Linked DNA regions of Homo sapiens: region 2 is linked to region 1. Evidence: read pairs that join two places in POLR2A ChIA-PET (ENCODE). Cell type or tissue: A673. All regions are shown on one strand. Links, peaks and the distances in the headings refer to the core of each region. The heading gives the core; the rest is flanking DNA.

What was found. Peaks named below come from ENCODE experiments on the same cell type or tissue, not always from the same donor. Only the 100,000 strongest peaks of a DNase experiment are listed, where the experiment ranks them.
Region 2: POLR2A ChIA-PET joins it to region 1 with 5 read pairs; 2 of 35 experiments call an interaction of 5 or more read pairs at or near these places.

What each region holds. Positions count from the first base shown.
Region 1 is chr22:38,307,744-38,313,341 of GRCh38, reverse strand. The region is part of intron 6 of TPTEP2-CSNK1E (TPTEP2-CSNK1E readthrough); the gene reads left to right. The region is part of intron 2 of CSNK1E (casein kinase 1 epsilon); the gene reads left to right. Among named protein-coding and RNA genes, the nearest start is that of CSNK1E, 6.9 kb to the left of the region's middle. RefSeq lists enhancers at 1,818-1,867, 1,881-2,660, 2,628-2,717. In A673, for the core only: no CTCF peak of the experiment used is centred there; a DNase peak (open chromatin) is centred at 1,931; H3K27ac peaks cover 3,503 bases.
Region 2 is chr22:36,658,407-36,662,406 of GRCh38, reverse strand. All of the region lies in intron 1 of CACNG2 (calcium voltage-gated channel auxiliary subunit gamma 2), which reads left to right. Among named protein-coding and RNA genes, the nearest start is that of CACNG2, 43 kb to the left of the region's middle. In A673, for the core only: no CTCF peak of the experiment used is centred there; a DNase peak (open chromatin) is centred at 2,476; H3K27ac peaks cover 2,318 bases.

The sequences.
Region 1 (5,598 bases), core at 10-4,009:
CGGGTGGAGGCTTGAAGTTGCTGGAGTGAGGTGGCCAGCCCTTCTACGAGTTATCCTCATTCCTGTCCCTGCACCCTCAGAAGCAGGCTAGACACACCTCTGTGCCTTGGTTACCCTCCTTGGAAAATGAAAATCAGCTCTGTCCAGTGCAGAGAACACCAAGTCTGTGTGTCGTGTCCATCAGCTCAGAACTTCGGGGTTTCTGTTACCCCATGGTTAGGGTTCCTTGGAGTATGAAATGTGCTAAGGAAGCCTCAATGGAGACGGGGACGGAGACTGGGAGTTCCCTGACCACTTCCTTGCAGGGTACTTTCTGCAGCCCCTAGAGATAGTACCAGATTATTTGTTTGGCACATCAGGAAACTGAGGCACAGATGGTCAAGTTGGCCTCCCAAGACCGCTCTAGAAAACTGGCAGAAGCAGCCTGTATGCCCACAGCCCTCCACATGAGTGAGAGCGTGGAAGACAGAACATGCCGAGGGAGACGTTAGACGTCTAGCTCTGCGTTCTAGACGTGGCTTTGTGTGGCTGTGGGAAGGTCATGCAGCTCCTCTGTGCCTCAGTGTCCCCATCTGTAGTTTGTGATAATGCTGCCTGACTGACCAAGAACTGTTCCAAGGCAGAGATGAAATGACAGATGGGAAAGTATTTTGTAAACTCTAAAGTGCCAGCCAGATGTGCAGTTCATTGCTGAGTGCTTAGTAGATGAGCCTCCCCTATGGACACCCTGGAGCTCAGAGGGAGGGAGAGTGTGTGGTGCAGCTGGTTTAAAGGTTTTTCTCTGCGACCCCAAGCTACTCCCGGGGAGGCAGGCATTTGGTAATATCTGCTAGTGCCCAGCGCAGTGGGTGTTCACTGAAGGCTAGTCAAGCAAACCAATGAGAAAATGGGGATTGTGACATGCACAGACATGCACAGTAGCCTCACAGCAGAATAGAAAAATGCCGGGATGGCCAGGTGCGGTGGCTCACACCTGTAACGCCAGCACTTTGGGAAGCCAAGACAGACAGATTGCTGGAGTCCAGGAGTTCGAAACCAACTTGGGCAACATGGTGAGACCCCATCTCTACAAGAAAAATATAAAAAGTAGCTGGGCATGGCGGCACGCGCCTGTAATCTCAGCTACTCAGGAGGCTGAGGTGGGAGAATCACCTGAGCCATGGAGGTTGAGGCTACAGTGAGCTGAGATCACACTCCAGCGTGGGTGTCAGAGTGAGACCATGTCTCAAAAAAAAGGAGGCCAGGAGATATGGCTCACACCTGTAATCCCAGCACTTTGGGAGGCCGAGGCGGGCAGATCACTTGAGGTCAGGAGTTCGAGACCAGCCTGGCCAACATGGTGAAACGCTGTCTCTACTAAAGATACAAAAATTAGCTGGGTGTGGTGGCACATGCCTGTATCCCAGGTACTCTGGAGGCTGAGGCGGAAGAATGGCTTGAATCTGGGAGGTGGAGGTTGCAGTGAGCTGAGATCGTGTCATTGCACTCCAGCCTGGGCGACAAAGCAAGACTCCATCAAAAAAAAAAAAAAAAGAAGGAAAGAAAAGGGCTGAGATGTGGGGGCCAGTCCAGGTTCAGATCCCCAGCGTGTTCCTCATTTGCTGTGTGACCTGGAGTAAGTCACCATATCATTCTGAGCCTCAGTCTTCTCATCTGAAATGAGTGTACCCAGCTCCTTACTGTTTGTGAAATTGGAGTGGGTGTAAAGGACCCTCGTATTATTGAAGCTGTTGGGCTGAGCACTGAAGTCTGGAGCCACTGGCTGGAGGTCAAAGGGCATGGAGACAGCTCTTGGCACAGACTTGTTCCTAGACAGCGCCCATCCCAGGTCCCGTCGCTCTTTTTGCAGACAGGAGACAGGCCCATGGCTGGAGCGGGGACAGCCCAAGATCACTCAGAAAATCCAGAATCTTGTGTGGTGGGACCTCCCTGGGGACAGGACTTCCTGTTTATCTGCATAGTCATCTCATTCATTTTAAAAACTAAGTACAGATTTACTCCTCTTTGTACTGGCTCTAGAGTAAATTCGACCTAGGTTTGGGTGCTGGTTCTTCCTTTTGTGAGCTGTATGCGCTTGAGCAGGTGATGACCTTGTCCATCCTTGGCTTCCCCATCTGCAAAATGGGGTCGTGCAAAGTAATGAGGTCGTGGCGTGTAAAATACCCACGTGTGCTGGGCCCAGCAGTAGTGCTGTGCGCTGCGCCCCCACCATTGGTCTTAGTTTCTAGTTCGGAGTTGATTTCGAAGGGTCTGGGTCCTCTGGGTCTGAGTCTGGGGAGGCGAGTCAGACTCCTGACTCTCCCATCTTCACTGGTGCAAGGGCCTCAGGGGACCCTGCCCTGACTCACCATCCTGCCAGCACCCTCCTGGGCCCCTGTCTTGTTGGTTTGGGGACAGTGGTGATTGTAGGGCGTCCCCGGCCAGCCTTGCTGGCTCCATTTATTCAACACTCTGGCCACATTCTTATCCCCAGTGCTCTGCCAGGGCCTGACTCCAGATGGCCTCTGCCGGTGGGGCTGGATGCGTCCTCCAAGCCCTGCTTTCCAGGATCACCCGAGGGCCAGCACACTATGGATGTGGCTTCTGCCCCTTCTCCCTCTGCATCATAAGGGGTCAGCCAAGAGAGTGGGGCCTGCTTTGTTAAGGCACTGCTGTTGCCCATGCAGGGTCCAGAGGTGGCCAAATCTGGGCCCATTTGCTAGACTTGCATCCTGGGGAACTCTCTAGACCTCTTAGAGTCTCTGGTCCTCAGCTCTGAAAGGGGTGGCGAACAGTGTTGTTCGCTGACAGGTGGTTCCAGGGGTGAGAGTTAGTGTGGGAAATACTCCAGGCCTCTGATGGGTGGGAACTGAGGTTGCCGCCGCTGCTGCTGCCGGGACGGTGGGCTTCATCCCCTGTCCTCCAGTCCACCCATGTCCCCGATTGTGTCCATGTGTCTGTGTAGGTGTCAAGTAGGCCCCCGTGTGAGGCTGGCCACGCCCGTGGCCACCTGGAACTTGCCAAGTTCCCAGCCCCTCTAGGGCCAGCCAAGTCCAAGCCCTTTTCTGTGTCCAAGTTTGTTTTGGGAACTGGCATTCCCTCCACTGTGTCTGACTCATGGGGCATCTTCTGTTCCTGAAATCGGGCAGTTCTAGCTTCTAGGCCTTCGCATGTGGGGCACCCCTGCATCTATGCTCAGCCGGCTCCCAGACACAGCCTCTGCCAGGAAGCCTCACCTGGAGTTTGAGTGGAGAAAAAACACAGGGACTTTGGGGACTAAGTTTCAAATTCTGGCTGTGCCCCATCCAGTTCTGTCAGACCTTAGGCCAGTTACCTAACGTTTCTGAACCTCAGCTTAGCGGTTGTAAGAATTAAGGGAGCTCAGAGAAAAGCCTGGCGGCTTCCTGATAGAATTTAGAGGCCACCAAGGAACTCATTGGTGGCAGGACCTGCTGCAGGGGGAGGCAGCTCTGGCAGGTTTCCAGCACTTGCGGGGGTCAGAGGCTTTGCCTAGCAGCTTGGGTCCCTGTCCCTGGGAAGTTTGTAGCATATGATCATTTGACCTTTGGTGTCTGTTTTTCCACATGTCAAACAGAAATGCAAACAGTAGGCCAGGCACAGTGGCTCACGCCTGTAATCCCAGCACTTGGGAGACCAAGGCGGGCAGATCATTTGAGGTCAGGAGTTTGAGACCAGCCCGGCCAACATGGTGAAACCCCATCTCTACTAATAATACAAAAATTAGCCAGGCGTGGTGGTGTCTGCTTGTAATCCCAGTTACTCGGGAGGCTGAGGCATGAGAATCGCTTGAACCCGGGAGGCAGAAGTTGCAGTGAGCCGAGATCATGCCACTGCACTCCAGCCCAGGCGACAAAGTGAAGCTGTCTCAAAAAAAAAAGAAAAAAGAAATACAAACAGTAGTACTCGAAGAGTGGAGTAAGGGCTCGAGGGGAAGAGGGCCCTGTCTACCACTACCTCCCCAGCACCTCTCCTCCCTGCACACATCTGCCGAATCACCAAGTGCTGCAGGCCCTGCCTCCAAAGTGTCAATCAGTTTCTGCACCCTGCCCAGGCAGGGCCACCGTCAGCTCTTGCCTGGTCTCTGTAGTGGCCTTCCCAGGCCTTCCACTACCCCTCTAGCCTCCTCCAGCCCTTTCGTATCCACCAGGTAGCCTCAACAGGGTGATTTTTGTCCCCCAGGAGACATATGTCAAGATCTGGAGACCTTTTGGTTGTTACAATTCAGGGGGAAAGGGGTGCCCTGGCATCTAGTGGGTAGAAGTCATGGGTGCTGTTAGACTGTGCAGTGCCCAGGGCAGCCCCACAACCAGGAATTCTCCAGCTCCAGTGTCAGTAGTGCCACGGTTGAGAGATCCTGTGATCACACACCTGAACATGGCCCTTGGTGCCTCAGGCTGAAGGCCAGGATCTTAGCCGGCCATTCAAGACCCTTCAGATCTCTTCCCTGCCCACCTCTTCCACTGTCTTTTTCTGCCACCCCATGGTTCCCGCTGCACCTGCTGCTGTTGGGCCTCTGCTTGTGCCGTGACCTCTCTTGTCTGTCCAGTACAGTCCTGTTTGGGAGCCAGGAGCCCTTGCAGCCTGCCCTCCCGGAGGCTCTCCTTTCCTCATAGCATGGCTTATTCCCTCTTCCCCTCCTCCCACTGGGTGGACACCGGCTCATCTCTAGCCTAGGGGCTGCACTTCCCACCAAGCCGAACATCATGGAGCATTGACTGTGTGCCAGGCACTCTTGTAAGCATGTTTGTCTGTCAGAACATCCCAATGAGCCAGATAGTGTCATCGGTTTACACATGAGGTACCTGGGGCTCAGAGGGGTGAAGTGCCTTGTCCGACGACCCCTGGCCAGGGGATGTCCGAGTCAGGATTTGGGCTCTAGTAGGTTGGCTCTGAAACTCACACTTCAACCGCTGCACTCTCCTGCCTCTCTGCTCATGGGGAAATGGAGCATGGCCAGGGGACTCTAAGGATCCTCACTGTCCCCTGGAAACCTGTGTGGCTCATCCCAGTGACGAGCATTGATGTGTCAAAAGCTCTTTACAGTTTGCAAAGTACTTTCATTCCTGTTGCTGGCTAGATTGAGTTATTCATTCTGTTTTTCTTTTTCTTTTATTAAAAATCCAAATACTCAAAAATCAAAACACAAAAATGTGTTAAGTGAAAGAAGCCAGTCACAAAAAATCACGTTGTATGATTCTGTTTGATTCTATTTCTGTGAAATGTCCAGAAAAGACAAATCCATAGAGACAGAATGTAGATTAGTTGGGGGGCAGGGGATGGAGCGAGGAGATAGGACCTTACCCCACTAAAGGCTACAGGTGTTTTCAGGGTGATGAAAATACAGCCCTCCTGGGCCAGGCACAGTGGCTCATGCCTGTAATTCCTGCACATTGGGAGGCTGAGGCAGGTGAATCACTTGAGCCCAGGAGTTGGAGACCAGCCTAGAGATGGCAAACCCTGTCTACAAAAAATACAAAAATTAGCCAGGTGTGGTGGCTTGCGCCTGTAGTCCAGCTACTCGAGAGGCTGAAGTGGGAGGCTCACTTGCGCCCCAGAGGTTGAGGCTGCAGTGAGCTGTGTTAGTGCCACTACAGTCCA
Region 2 (4,000 bases), core at 1-4,000, 1.7 Mb after region 1:
ATGGGATGAAGGAGTGAATGAACTGGCAGATCACTGATCGCTCTGCACCTCAGTTTTCCCATCTGTCAAGTGAGGATGTGATCGCTGTAACCGCTTCACAAGATGGCTTAGAATAGCAATGAGTCAGCCAGGTACAGTGGCTCACACCTGTAATCCCAGCACTTTGGGAGGACGAGGCAGGAGGATCATCTGAGGTCAGGAGTTCGAGACCAGCCTGGCCAACATGGCAAAACCCCATCTCTACTAAAAATACAAAAAAAATTGGCCAGGTTTGGTGGTGTGTGCCTATAATCCCAGCTACTAGGGAGGCTGAGGCAGGAGAATTGCTTGACCTGGGAGGTGGAGCTTGCAGTGAGCTGAGATCATGCCACTGCACTCCAGCCCGGGTGACAGAGGGAGACTCCGTCTGAAAAAAAAAAAAAAAAAAAAAAAAAAAAAAAGAATAGCAATGAGTCCATAGGAAGCAGAACCTGTTATCAACACACCAGCCACAAAGCTGCCTTCAAGAGAATATTGCTAGCCCCATTTTCCAGGTGAAGAAACTGAGGCTCAGAAAAGTGTTAAGAGGCTTGGCCAAGGTTCCATGGGAGTGAGGATGGAGACATTGTTCAAATCCAGGCAGCCTGCTTCCCAGGCCCATGAGGCCACCTTGCCTCCAATCCTAGAGCTTTCGTCCTGTGACAGGTTCTGGACAAGGTCCCCCCACAGCTAGGGGACTGTCAGTCTCGGTTACCCTTTCATTTGTTGACATGCAATGGAGCCAATTACAAAAACTACTCTGCCTTCCACCTCAGATGCTGTGGCCCTTCACCAAGGAGGCCTCCGACAAAACAGATTTGGGATGACAGGATCGCTTAATATGCTCGATGCTCTTAGGAACAGAGCAGGGTTCTGTTTTCAATGGCACACCCTAGGCCCCACACGGTTCAAGTCCACACTGAACCTCCTGACATCCCATTCCCATAAGCATGAGAGAAGTTGGATGATTTGTCCCATGTCACTCAGCCCAGAAATGGCCATGATGGGAGGGCAAGTCCACACTTCTCCCACTTCACCGTGTAATCTCCGACTAAGGAAGAAATAAATATGATTCCATCTAACATGCGATCTCAGGAGGCTGCATGTAAATGTTGCTCCCCAGGTGCTTGGAGGAGCTACAGAGAGTCACACCCCATCGGGTACTGCCTCCGACGTACATGGCAGCCTCAGCTCCCCATTCCACTTCCGGACTCCTCTAGAGACTGATAGGAGACTGAATCCAAGCCTGCTCTCAAACGGTGTGCCTGGGAGGGTCCGAGCACGGAGTTGATTGATTTCACGGTAATAGGGCTTAGCACCAAGGAACCTGCCTGCACTCAGAAAGCATGTGCCGGCACTGACACAGGTCATTGGCATCACAGCCAGAAGTCACTGAATGCCCACAGTACACCAAGCCCTGTGCTGGGTACTGCCACTGTATCTCATTTAATCCTGTAACAATCGTCTCCATTTTTCACATGAGGAAACTGAGGCACAGAGGAGAGTAAGTCATTTATCCCAAGTCACATAGCTAGTAAAGAAGCCATGATTTAAAAAACTTTAGCAGAGTAGGTTGTGAGTGAGGACTGGGATGAGGGAAGGCTCTGGGCTGTTATGGGGCAACCTTGCTTCCACGTTTATCTAACAACCCACACCTCCCAGCCCTGGGTGCTTTCAACTGGGGCACTTTGTGGGTGACAACTGGGTGAAACAGCCAAGCGCACACGCTGCCCCGCCCCGCCCGCCTCACCTGGGCAAGGTGGGGGGCCAGGCTGGTGGAAGGAAGGCCACCACACTGAAAGTAGCAGCGTCTTTGTGTTGAGGGGAGCTCAGCGCAGTGTGCTCAATTCCTCTTGAATCACATTGGCAAGAATTCCAGGAGCAGCGTGGAGTTGCCTTGTGATTTTCCAAGACAGAGAGTGAGAATGGGCTGGAATAAAACCAGCAATCGAAAGCAGCATCGGAAGGAAAACAATGCTGAAATGTGACATATGCCTGTGCGCGCCTGGCACTGGAGGGCTGAAGCCGGGTGAGCAGCCCGCAGAAGCCATGGTCACGGGCCCGGCTCCACCAGCAACTGCCCCCCGGCAAGGGTAGGGGGATTTCCTGTTTGATTTGGAAGGGAATTTGGCAAATATTTGCTGAGCAGCCCCTACATGGTGCCAAGTCCTGTCATGAGCACTGGGGACGGGAGATGACTCAGGCATCCCTGCCCTGCAAGAGCTCACGGCCTAGTGAGGGACAATGACACATAAACACAGAACCACATACAAGAAGGTGGGACAGGTCTGTGCCAGGGAATGAGAGCTGACCTGGGAGGCCCCGGCTTGTGCGGGTACCAGGAGCAGAGTCGTGGGGGGATTGTCCCCATCTGCTCCCCAGAGGAGGCTGGGCAGTCAGTGCAAGCTGGAAGCCACCAGCCACTGGGCTACTGTCCTCCCTGCAGCTCTGGTGGCAGGGAGCCAAGGCGAATGAGTCAGGCTCTTCTAGGGGACTGCTTACTCAGGCAGCCAGAGGCAAGAGGAGCTGTGAGGGCCTCCTCTCGGGGGTGGCAGGCTGGGGGAGGGGCCGCGCAGATATTCAAGGTGTTCCATCTGGCTGCTAAATTCCAGCAGTTGGCACAGGCTGGCATTTGAACACAGGTCTTTCTGATCTCCCAAGCAAAGCCTATCTCAGTACATCAGCATTTCACCTGTGTGCCTGTGTCCCCGCACCATCCCACCCCTGCCATTCCCTCCCTCCCCCGGCCCCAGAATCACCCCAGGTCCTGCTTCTTTGGCCCCACTCCTTCCTGGGGCCAGGTAATCTGCTGCCCCTCAGCCCGGGTCACAGGAGAGAACCTGGGTTTTGAAGCCAGGAAGACTCCACGGCATACCCTTCCTGGATTCATGAACTTGGGCAAGGTAATTTGCCTCTCTGAGCCTCAGTTTCCTCACATGAAATAAGTAACGTGAAACAGCACAGTGTTCACTGTGGAGCAGCCTTTGACCTGGTTAACACACTCCTTCCTCTCCTTTCCCGTCCCTGAGAAGTAGCATCAGGGTCGCCATGGGGGACAGCCCTCTCCCCACTCCCTGACTCCACGTGGCCCTGTCCCAGCCTCTTTTCTGACTTGGTAGGGTCGGAGCTTGTGCTGTGGGAAGACAAGTTGCTGCCCAGGCCCTCACCCACAAGAGGACAGAGCCCCCACCCTCCCGCTTTCCCTTAATAATGCCATAGAAATCTCTCAGCAGGCCTGTGCCTACACCTAGCGGGAAGCAGTTGGTATTTTCAGCCCACACCGTCTTAGACTTCTAAGGGCAGTCAGTTTCCTACCCACTGTGTAATGTGGTATTTCCTCCTCTGACTCCAATGCTTCTCTTGCCAAGCCACATGCTGGAGTGAAAGGGCATACATACACTTCGGAGAGCCACCGTCTGGCGCTCCCTCGGCTCCTATAACCTGCACACCCCTTCCTTCCCTCCCAGCGTCATTGCTGTCCCCACCCCAATACCAGGCTCCATCTTATCTTCAGTCTCTGCAGGGAGCCAGTCCTGACCACCCAACCTAAGGAGTCCCTTCCCCGCACACTCTTGCCCTGTCCCCACACCCCGCCTATTCCCCCTGGAGCACTATTGCCCTCTGTGATTACATTATGGTTTGTTACTTTGTTCACTGTCATCATGCCCACAGATTGAAAGCTCCCTGAGGGCAGGAACATTCCTGCTTTGGTCCCTGCAGTGTACCCAGCACCTGGGCAAGGGCTGGATACAGATGTGTTGAATAAAGGACGGAAGGAATTTAAAAAGAGATGGATGAGGAAGACAGGCTTAAATCCCACCCCAACACTTAGAAGCCCTGAGATAGTAAATTATCTAGCTTCTGAGCTGTATTATCCTTATCTAGAAAATGGGAGAAGTAATAACCACTGGAGGGTTATTTTTAAGGCTTTCTCATGTGTGAAAAGCCCAGCATGCAGTGCGTGCTTCTCTCTGCTCCTCTT